Regions from separate parts of the Homo sapiens genome. Here region 1 is linked to region 2. Evidence: read pairs that join two places in POLR2A ChIA-PET (ENCODE). Cell type or tissue: GM12878. All regions are shown on one strand. Each heading gives the region's core, and the rest is flanking DNA. Links, peaks and the distances in the headings are about the cores only.

Evidence for each region. Peaks named below come from ENCODE experiments on the same cell type or tissue, not always from the same donor. Only the 100,000 strongest peaks of a DNase experiment are listed, where the experiment ranks them.
Region 1: POLR2A ChIA-PET joins it to region 2 with 5 read pairs; 2 of 35 experiments call an interaction of 5 or more read pairs at or near these places.

The regions. Positions count from the first base shown.
Region 1 is chr15:77,450,245-77,455,634 of GRCh38, forward strand. All of the region lies in intron 1 of HMG20A (high mobility group 20A), which reads left to right. Among named protein-coding and RNA genes, the nearest start is that of HMG20A, 32 kb to the left of the region's middle. In GM12878, for the core only: no CTCF peak of the experiment used is centred there; no DNase peak of the experiment used is centred there.
Region 2 is chr15:76,283,871-76,289,260 of GRCh38, forward strand. It overlaps ETFA (electron transfer flavoprotein subunit alpha), which reads right to left. Exons shown (of 12, transcript NM_000126.4): 5 at 3,976-4,075; 6 at 2,501-2,611; 7 at 1,767-1,868. Among named protein-coding and RNA genes, the nearest start is that of ETFA, 25 kb to the right of the region's middle. In GM12878, for the core only: a CTCF peak has its summit at 1,554 (motif pointing left); a DNase peak (open chromatin) is centred at 2,611; H3K27ac peaks cover 822 bases.

The DNA of each region.
Region 1 (5,390 bases), core at 320-5,319, 1.2 Mb after region 2:
TCAGCCTCCCCGAGTAGCTAGGACTACAGGCGCCCACCACCACACCCGGCTAATTTTTTGTATTTGAGTATTTGCATACACATAATGAGATATGTTGGGGATAAGACCCAAGTCTAAACAGGAAATCCATTTATGGTGTATCCATTTACCTTACACATGGCTTGAAGGTAATTTTATAGCAATGATTTTATTTATTTTGTGTATGAAACAAAGTTTGTATACATTGAACCATGAGAAAGCAAAGATGTCACTCAGCCACCCACATGTACAGTCTGTGATTGTTTGGCATCACCATTATTCCTGATTCAGAATTCATGTGCTACCAATAAGAATCATTCTCTTACACTTATTTGCACATAAGTACTTAACAGTAAAAAATGTGACATACCATTAATACAATGAAAAAATAATGTGTTCGGGGTAAGCAGTACAGTAGCATCACCAGTGCACCTGTGCCAGCTGTTAACAACAAACAATGGCAAGTTGAATAAACTAATTATCGTGTGCCAGTGTTTTTATTGTGACCCATTACGTGAAGTCCCATGTGGAATTTTTGTATTTTGTATTTTCATACAATGAAGGAGAGTTCTTGTTCCACATCCTTGCCAGCATTTGGTGGTATCAGTGTTTGGGATTTAGGGCATTCTAATAGGTGTGTAGTGGTAGCTCACTATTGTATGAATTTCCTCTTGGGTCATCAAGTGGGCACTCAGGAAATTTCAGATTTTGGAGCATTTTGAATTTCTGATTTTCAGATTAGGGATGCTCAATTTATATAGCCTTTTCAGATTGACTTCTTTCACTTAGTAATATGCACTAAGTTTCCTCCATGTCTTTCCATGGCTTCATAACTCATATCTTTTTAGCAGTGAATAATATTCTATTATCTGAATGTATCACAGTTCAGCCACTCACCTACTGAAGGACATCTTGGTTATGCCCAAGTTTTGGCAATTATGAATAAAGCTACTATAAACATCTGTGTGCAGGTTTTTGTGTGGACGTAAGTTTTCCATTCATTTGGGTAAATATTAAGGTAAGAAGTGCGATTGCTGGATTGTATGGCAAGAGTATGTTTAATTTTGTAAAAAACTTCCTGTCTTTTGAAATGTCTGTACTGTTTTGTATCCCCACATAATGAAGGAGAGTTCCTGTTGCTCCGCATCATTGTCAGCACTTAGTGGTGTCAGTGTTTGGGATTTTGGCCATTCTAATAGGTTTGTAGTGGTAGATCATTATTGTTTTAATTTGCAGTTATAGTTGGCCCTGTGTATCCTTGGGTTCTGCATCCACAAATTCAATCAGTTTGGGGTGGAAAATACAGTATTCGAGAGACACAGAACCTATGGATACAGGGCCGACTTTTTGTAATCATGGGTTCTGCAGGGCCAATTGTGGGCATCTACAAATTTTGAGCTCGCAGTGTACTGGAACAGACAAAAAACAAGATAAAATAAGTAAAATGAAAAAAGATACATAGTTTGAAGTACCAAGAAAAAAACAGAGCAGGGAAGGAGGTTAGGAACAGTTCAAGGAAAGGGGGTGTCTGCAATTTTATATACAGAGGCCATGAAAGGCTTCACTGAGCAAAATTGATGTTAAAGATTCAATACTTAGACATGAATATCTAACGTGAATGGAAAGTTGAAAATTCCAATACAGAATATACATCAATCGGCCATGTTCACTAAAGTAGACATGAACACTGACTCTATTGTTTGAAGATAGTCTCACTCCTTACAAATAATAAAGGAGAATGCATATATGAGGAAACATTTAGAGAATATATTGAGTGTCCCCCAGTTTCAGAGTTAATCCATTTAAAAGACACATAATCTGCAAAAGTGCCTTGCTTGAGCAATAAATAAATACTAATTGAATGAGGAGCCTCCTTCAGTTGAGGGGTATGGTGTGGCTTTAGGCAAAGTCTGGCCACAATATTATGATGAAGCTGTGAAATACATAATTGTATTTGCTCATCAAATGCATATTTAACAAATGCCCATGATATGCTCAAAACCAGGCTGGGGGAAATTTAAAGGTAAACAAGGCACTGTTTATAACCTAACAAAACATATAACTAAGGGTTAGAAAAGACAAGTGTAGTACAGTGAGTCAAGTATTATGATGGGTGTTTAGTACAGAATGCTCTGGTAGTACATAAAAGGGGCATCTGATACATTCTTGATTGATCCAAGAACACATGCTGAAAGAAGACACATCTAAGATGAGATGTGAAGGATAAGAAAGTATAATTGGCCAAACAAGAGAGACTGGGGTACTAGGAAGTATTCCAACCAAAGACAACAAATGGCAGTTGCAGAGATGTAGAGGTCAGAGAATATGGTGCATTTTCTCAGAATGAATCAAAGGCATAAATGTTAAGAGCTAAAATTATAAAGCTCTTAGAAGAACACATAAGGGTAAATCTTCACAACTTTGATTAGGCGGTAGTTTCTTAAATATGACACCTAAAGCACAAGCAACCAAAGAAAAAAAAAAGATAATTTGTACTTTAAAGTTAAAAACGTTTGTATTTCAAAGACCACTATCAAAGTGAAAAGACAACCCAGAGAATGGGAGAAAAACATTTGAAAATAGTATATCTGATAAGTGTCTAGTATCTACAATATAAAAAGAACTCTTGCAATTTTGCAATAACAATACAGTTTTAACCCAATTTTAAAAATGAGCAAAGGAGGCTGAGTGTGGTGGCTCACGCCTATAATCTCAACACTTTGGGAGACTGAGGTGGGTGGCACCTCTTGAGGCCAGGAGTTTGAGACCAGCATGGCCAACATGGCGAAACCCTGTCTCTACTAAAAATACAAAAATTAGCTGGGCATGGTGGTGCATACCTGTAATCCCAGCTACTACTTGGGAGGCTGAAGCACAAGAATCGCTTGAACCCAGGAGGTAGAGGTTGCAGTGAGCCAGGATCACACCAGTGCACTCCAGCATGGACAACAGAATGATACTCTATCTAAAAAATAATAATAATAATACAAAACACAATTTGAAATAGGATTTGAGTAGACAGTTCTCCAAAACAGATAAACAAATGCACAATATGCATAAGAAAAAATGCTTAACATCATTACTCATTAGGAAAATATGAACCAAAATCACAATGAGATACCACTTCACATCTACTAGGATGGCTCTAATAAAAAAGATAATACCAAGTGTGCTGAGGATATGGAGAAATTGGAACCCTAATAGGTTACTGGTATGAATGTAAAATGGTAGAGGTGCTTTGAAAAACAGTTTGATTTTCTCAAAATATTAAACATGGTGGTACCAGATGTTCCAGCAGCTCCACTCCTAGGTATATGCCCAAGAGAACTGAAAACATGTCCACACAAAAATTTATACACAAATGTTCATAAGCAGCAGCATTCATAATAACCAAAAAGTAGAAACAACCCAAGTCTATCAACTGATATGTGGATCAACAAAATGTGCAATAGCCATCCAGTATAATATTATTCAGCCATAAAGCAGAATGAAATTCTGATACACGCTACAATGTGAACCTTGAAAACTTTATGCTAAGTGAGAGTAGCCAGACACAAAAGGCCACATATTGTATGATTCTATTTATATGAAATATCAGAATAGGTACAGTTATAAAGACAGAAAGTAGGCAGGCATGATGGCTCACGCCTATTATCCCAACAGTTCGGGAGACTGAGGCAGGAGGATTGCTTGAGGCTAGGAATTCAAGACAGCCTGGGCAACATAGCGAAACCCTATCTCTACAAAAAAAAAAAAAAATTAAAAATTAGCCAGGCGTGGTCCTAGCTACTCAGGAGGCTGAGGCAGAGAGATCACTTGAGACAAGCAGTTTGAGGCATCAGTGAGCTATGATTATGCCACTGCACTCCAGCCTGGGTGACGGAGCAGGACCCTGTCTCTTAAAAAAAAAAAAAAAAACAAAGTAGATTAGTGGTTGCCCAGGCCTAGGAGGACTAGCAGGAAGGGAGAATGGGGATTGTTTGCTAAAGGATATTGTGTTTCTTTTTGGGGTGATGAAAATGTTCTAAAATTGGTTAGGGTGTTGGTTGCACAACCTTGTAAATATATTAAAAACCACTGAGTTGTATGTAGTAAAGGGGTGAACTTTATGGTATATCAATTATATCTTCCAAAAAAAGCAATTTAGTATGCTTTTTGTCGTGAGTTGGGGTTGAGGAATGTGAAAAGATAATGCTGACTGAGTTGGAGGATTTGGGTGAGTTTGGTTGAAAAACTTTGACAGAGATAACATGGCAGTTGGGAAATATCCTAAGAACATACAAAGTGATTACTAAGAGCATAGAGGGCCCAGTTGTGATTGGATACCATACATTTATAGTAATACTCTTTATTTTGTCATTTTTTTCCTCCACCATCTAAAGCCAAAACTCAGAGTTGATCTACTTCTAGTGTATAGAAAGATGTAGTGCAAGGGAATTGAGTATTGGCAAAAGAACATTTGCAATGTAGCCATTGAATCTAAGCTGGACAGAGAAGGGAAAATCAAGGGCCAATGAATAGAGGTTTGTATGGTTCAAGGTGAGTTGTAATAGGAGAATTAAGAGAGCTGAAATGATAGGAGATGATGGTAAGAGATTTTTGGGTATGAGGTTGATATAACCAAGGAACCTGATGTTTTAAAGGAACCAAGGGTTTTGCATAAAGGCTGTAATATGGAAAATGAGGTTGAGATGGGCAGAATCCCACCTCTCAATTATGAGGTGTATGGTTGGAGAGGGAGTGGTGCAGAAGGAATATGCTGCATCTCTATGAAAAGACTTAGGGAAGTGGGGTTAGCATGTGTAAAGTAAGAAAAGGGCACTTGAAAAGAGCCAACCCCAGAAACCAGAAGTACAAATATGCTTCCAGCACTGTCCAACACATTTGGAATAACATAGTCACATTGGTGTGATCATCCCTATTATTGGGAAAGATTACTAGAGCAATCTTAGTTGAGGAACATTTCTTAAGTTCCACCTAATTTCCTTTGTTCTGGCCATATATTGACCATAGCAATGTTCTGATTATGATCTGGCCTACTAGATGACTACAGAGAGAAAATGTGTTCACTAGTCATTAAATATCTAGTACGCTTAATATAATTCTCATTACAATCTTTATAATCATCATTAAAATATTTTAAATTGGCACTCTTTTATATGTCAGGTTTTTTTCAGTGAGTGGTTAGTGTTAGAGGGAATTTTGGGATTTCCAAAGCTCAGGTCCAGACCCTGGTTCAAAGTGTTCTAAGTGGCAAAGTAATATCATTTTTGTGAGGCTTCCTGGTAGAAGCCTTCACTGGATAAGTCCCCTCTACTAGGTAACATCTGCATGATAGACCTGTTTGTATAAAGTGCAGTGAAGAGCCAAAC
Region 2 (5,390 bases), core at 315-5,314:
CATTCTGGAACAATTTTGCTATTTTATATACTGGAGTAAATTTTCATATTATGTAACTGCCATATTAAGCATGTCACCTCCTCTATAAACCTTTTCTGGCCTCTGACACTCCTATACTTCTATAAAGCATTCAACACTACTATGATTACCTAGTTAACTAATTGTGTAATTAATATGAGTTTTTTTCCCACTAGAATAAAAACTCTTTAATTTCAGGATCTATATCTATCTTGGTCACTGCCATATCTGCAATATTTAGCAAAACTCTACATATAATAGATGCTCAATAAATTTCTCTGAATGACTGAATAAAGTTATTATTTGAATGGGAGTCATCTCAAGGACTTTAAACTCCTCGAGAGGAAGAACATTCTGCCTTTTCATCTGTTTCTCCAGCACTTGGCAATAAGCCTGTCATAGAACAGATAACCAATATACATTTCTTGAATAAATAAGTGAATAAACAAGTCAGGGCCCAGCTCGGTGGCTCACACCTGTAATCCCAACACTTTGGGAGGCTGAAGTGGGCGGATCACCTGAGGTCAGGATTTCGAGACCAGCCTGACCAACATGCAGAACCTCCGTCTCTACTAAAAATACAAAATTATTATTTTTATTTATTTATTTATTTATTTTTTAGGAGGAGTTTCACTCTTGTTGCCCAGGCTGAAATGCAATGGTGCGATCTCGGCTCACTGCAACCTCTGCCTCCCAGGTTCAAGCAATTCTCCTGCCTCACCCTCCTGAGTAGCTGGGACTACTGGCATCCACCACCATGCCCAGCTAATTTTTTGTATTTTTAATAGAGACGGGGTTTCACTATGTTGGCCAGGCTGGTCTCGAACACTTGACCTCGGGTGATCCACCCGCCTCGGCTTCCCAAAGTGCTGGAATTACAGGTGTGAGTCACCGCGCTGGGCGTAGTGGCACATGCCTGTAATCCCAGCTACTCGGGAGGCTGAGGCAGGAGAATCGCTTGAACCTGGGAGGTGGAGGTGGCGGTGAGCAGAGATTGTGCCATTGCACTCCAGCCTAGGCAACAAGAGCGAAACTCCATCTCAAAAAGAAAAAAAGAAAACGAAAAACAAGTCAGATATATCACTTCAAAATATTAATTTTTTTTTCTCAATGATACTTGCAATAGAAGGCTGTCTGAAAGCTTATTTTGTTGGATGTTTAATTGCAAGGATTTAAAAAGCATAACAGTCCTTATTTTTTCAAAAAGTTAGTCAGTGGGCCATAAAAAAATCATTGTTTTTAAAGACAAGGAGCATGATGTATAAAAATAAGCATGTCTTATGCAATATTAACAGTTTTGATATTAAATGTTAAGAAACTTTTTAAAGAGTTATACACAAAGACATGGACAACTCTGGAAATCTTTCCAAGTGGAAAGAAGGGTAGGAATTATACACAAGATGGCCCTGAAATTCAAGCCAGTTCTATCTATAATTGAGAAGCCAACCATACTCTGCAGAATTCATGGAAGTCCATCAATAAGATGGCACCAAGTGGCAAAGTTATGCAGATAAGATTTATACCATGCTCCCCCTGGTGCCAGTGACTAGGTGTGCAACAGAAACCCCAAACTGTGTATTATGCTCATAATTTCATTTTCCTAATTGGTTAAATGGGAATAATATCCCAAACTTCCCAACTTCTTACATTTGAAAAAGATCTGTGTACTTCTAAAATAAATACTAAAAATAAAAAAAAAAATCAAAGTATTTTCAATTTACATCTTTTAAGATTAATATTTCACTTACCACCAGATACCACCACTTTGGCACCTGTTAGCTCTGGTCGATCACTTTTTGTTAATTTCTGGTCAAGCCACTCTGATATTTCCACTGGTGAAGTACTTGATGCTGCATACATTAATACATAATAAAACAATGACTATGATTTCAAGTTCTATAACAAGAATTATTTTCAAGAGAAACACACAAGTATATAATTCCACGAAATTTAAGTTAATTACTGTGAATTTTCAGTGCTCCTAATTAATTCTCTCTGATAATGGAAAGACTTAAGGAGACTAGATTCCAGCCTTTGCCACATTAGCTGTATGACTCCAGAAATCATTCAATTCTCTGAGTCTGAATATAGAATAACTTTCTTTCTATGAGGTTCAAATAAGACACTATATATGTTAAAGTGTGACACCCTCCACACGTTTCCTATTACATTCTTCTGTTATACTGAATCACCCAAATATAATAGGAAACAGTGACAAGAGTAAAAAAGCTTAATCTTAATAGATCCTCTGTCTCCCACTCCCTTGATCTACCAAAGCAACTATCCTAGTACCAAAGATAATGTGAAAAAGATGTAAGTTATACATATTTATTATTTTTGTATAAGCTTGGGAATATCATTTAAATTGAACTTTCAAATACTATTCATTAGAAATGTAGGCAGAGGTCATCTCTTATTATAATACAGTCTATGAATTAAAAAAGTAAGAAACAAAACAAAAAAACTCCAAATGAACACTCACCCTTTTCTGAACTGGCACTACCGCCACTTGTTGCTGCAGCATCAAAGGATGTTCCACGGACAGAAAACACTTTCACTTTCTCATCACACTTCACTGTACATAGAGCATTTCCTGAAACATACAATCTATTTCTTAAAAGCAACAGCAAAAGGCAACAAAACTAGCACTCCTTTGATGCTTGGAATTTACTTCACAGACAAGGCAAGAAATAACTATTGACCAGTTGTCTTCTAACTCTATTAAGTATAGGAAAAAATGAACCATAACGGTGAAGAAACATATCAGCAGATATCTGTATAACCCTGGATGTCTTTAAAAGCAGGACAGGTACTACCACACCTAGAAGGAAGAAACTCGAACAGGCATCCACACTAAGAAGGTACACTACACCTCTAAAAGGAATATGAACAAAGCTTCCTTCTCCAAAAACAATACAATCAGTAACTCAAAACTATGAGCTGCAACAACTTAGGAAGAATGTAGCTACTGTGCATGCTAAAGGAGGAATATCTTGAAAACACAATAGGTCATAAAGAACAGGTATGAATGTGCTAAGATTTTAAGAGGATTTGAGACACTCTGGATTAGCTATCACATTAACAGTAACCTAAACCATGACAAAATATTTTCCCTCAAACATTATGGAAGATGAAAAGTCTAATTTCAGAATTAGCCATTCATACTGGAATACACAACTTTAATCAGGCAAAAAACGAAGAGTTCACTGCCTTCTCCGACCCCACTAGAGACCAGTGTGCTAAGCAAAAAATCAACTGAAGAGACACTGAAATGAATTTCTTTTCTTTTTCTTGAGACAGGGTCTTGCTCTGTTGCCCAGGCTGGAGTGCTGTGGCATGATCACAACTCACCATAGCCTCGACCTTCTGGCTCAAGCAATCCTCCCACCTCAGCCTCCCAAGTATCTGTGACTACAGGCATATGCCAACATGCCTAGCTAATTTATTTTATTTATTTATTTTTGAGATAGGGTCTTATTATGTTGCCCAGGATAGCCTCAAACTCCTGAGTTCAAGTAATCCTCCCACCTCAGCCTGCCAAAGTGCTGGGATTATAGGCACGAGCCACTGCAGCTGGCTAAAATGAATTTCTTAATGCCTATGGAAATGAAGTAGAAGCAGCAAAGATTGAGAATACTATTTTTTTTTAAGTTTTGCTTTTCCAGGTACCACTTACAAAATATATTAAATTGTGAATCTAATTTTTATTGATCACTAGGAAAATATCACCCTGCAAACTGAATAAACAGGCAGGAAATCTCTGTGTTTGCGATCCATCAGAGAGAATGCCATGTCAAGGGCCACCAGCAATTCTAGACTAAAATTTTCCTCAGAAACCTTTAAGATGGTCCACTTAAAGCAATTGTATGGTTTGATTTAAAATTCTATCTTCAAGATTAATTTATGCTTTTCACTAAAATTTAACATGTTGATTAATTATCTTCCTTGAGTACTCACCTGCATAAATAGTTCTCACAAATGTGTCAGGTGACTTGATTGCAATGATGTCAGAAATCGGGGCAACCTCAAGTTTGGCTGCTACTCTGGGCAAAAGGTTCTAAAAGCAAAATAAGCAGTGAGTTAACACACATACATAGTGATGGAAGACTATAAATGATCAGTAATGACATATTCTAAATGCATATTCTGTAGAAATTTTAATTCAAATATTTTATATTTCGTGTGCACCTTTGGATACACAACTTCAAGCACAGCTTTTTAAATAGCCTTTGAGATTGAGTACTTACCATTACTCTAACTACATTAAGAGTTTCATGAGTTTTACAGTATTAAGCCACCTTAATGCAATATATTGAACTATGAGATATGAAATTTAATAAACATCAATTACCAAGTGTGACAGTTGTGGATTATTGAATTTAGATAAGAAAAGATAGAACAAATTTAGAAGGGTGGTAAAATTCTCAAATACTGAAAAAGATTATGCTTGTATACATTTACTTAATGTATATAAAAGAAAAAAATTCACAGCAGACATTTCACCTTTTGTTTAAATTGATATTGTATAAAAAAAAGAGTAAGGCCAGGTACAGTGGCTGACACCTGTAATCCCAGCACTTTGGGAGGCTGAGGATCACCTGAGGCCAGGAGTTTGAGACCAATGTGGCCAACATGGTGAAACACCATCTCTACTAAAAATACAAAAAATTAGCCGGGGATGGTGGTGTATGCCTGTAGTCCCAGCTACTCAGGAGGCTGAGGCATGAGAATGAGAATTGCTTGAACCTGGGAGGCGGAGGTTGCAGTGAGCTGAGATAGTACCACCACACTCCAGCCTTGGTGACAGAGCGAGACTCTGCCTCAAAAGAAAAAAAAAAAAAAGGAAAAGAATAACACTAACCTGAAGAACAGCCTGTGTAGTACATATTTAAAAAGCAACAAAAATAAAATAAAGGTGTGTTCTTGTGCTTGTACTGAAATAGATGCATGTGCTAACTTTGTCCTCAGCAGCAGGAATCCTTGGGAAAGTCACAGTTCCCCAAGTCTCAGTTAATTCTTCTTCTTCTTCTTCTTTTTTTTTTTTTTTGGAAACAGGGTCTCATTCTGTTACCCAGGCTGAACTTGCAGTGGTGTGATCATAGCTCACTGTAACCTTGAACTCCTGGGCTCAAGAGATTATTCTGCCTTGGCCTCCTGAGTAGCTGGGACTACAGGCGCACGCTACTGCGTCCAGCTCATTTTTTGGTTTATGTTTTGTTTTTTTCTGTAGAAGCGGGGTCTTGCGTTGTTGTCCAGGCTGGTCTCGAATTCCTGGCCTCAGCTGATCCTCCTGCCTTGGCACCCCAAAGTGCTGGGATTACAGACATGAGCCACCATGCCCATTCTGAAGCACCTACTTAATCTGGTTTAAA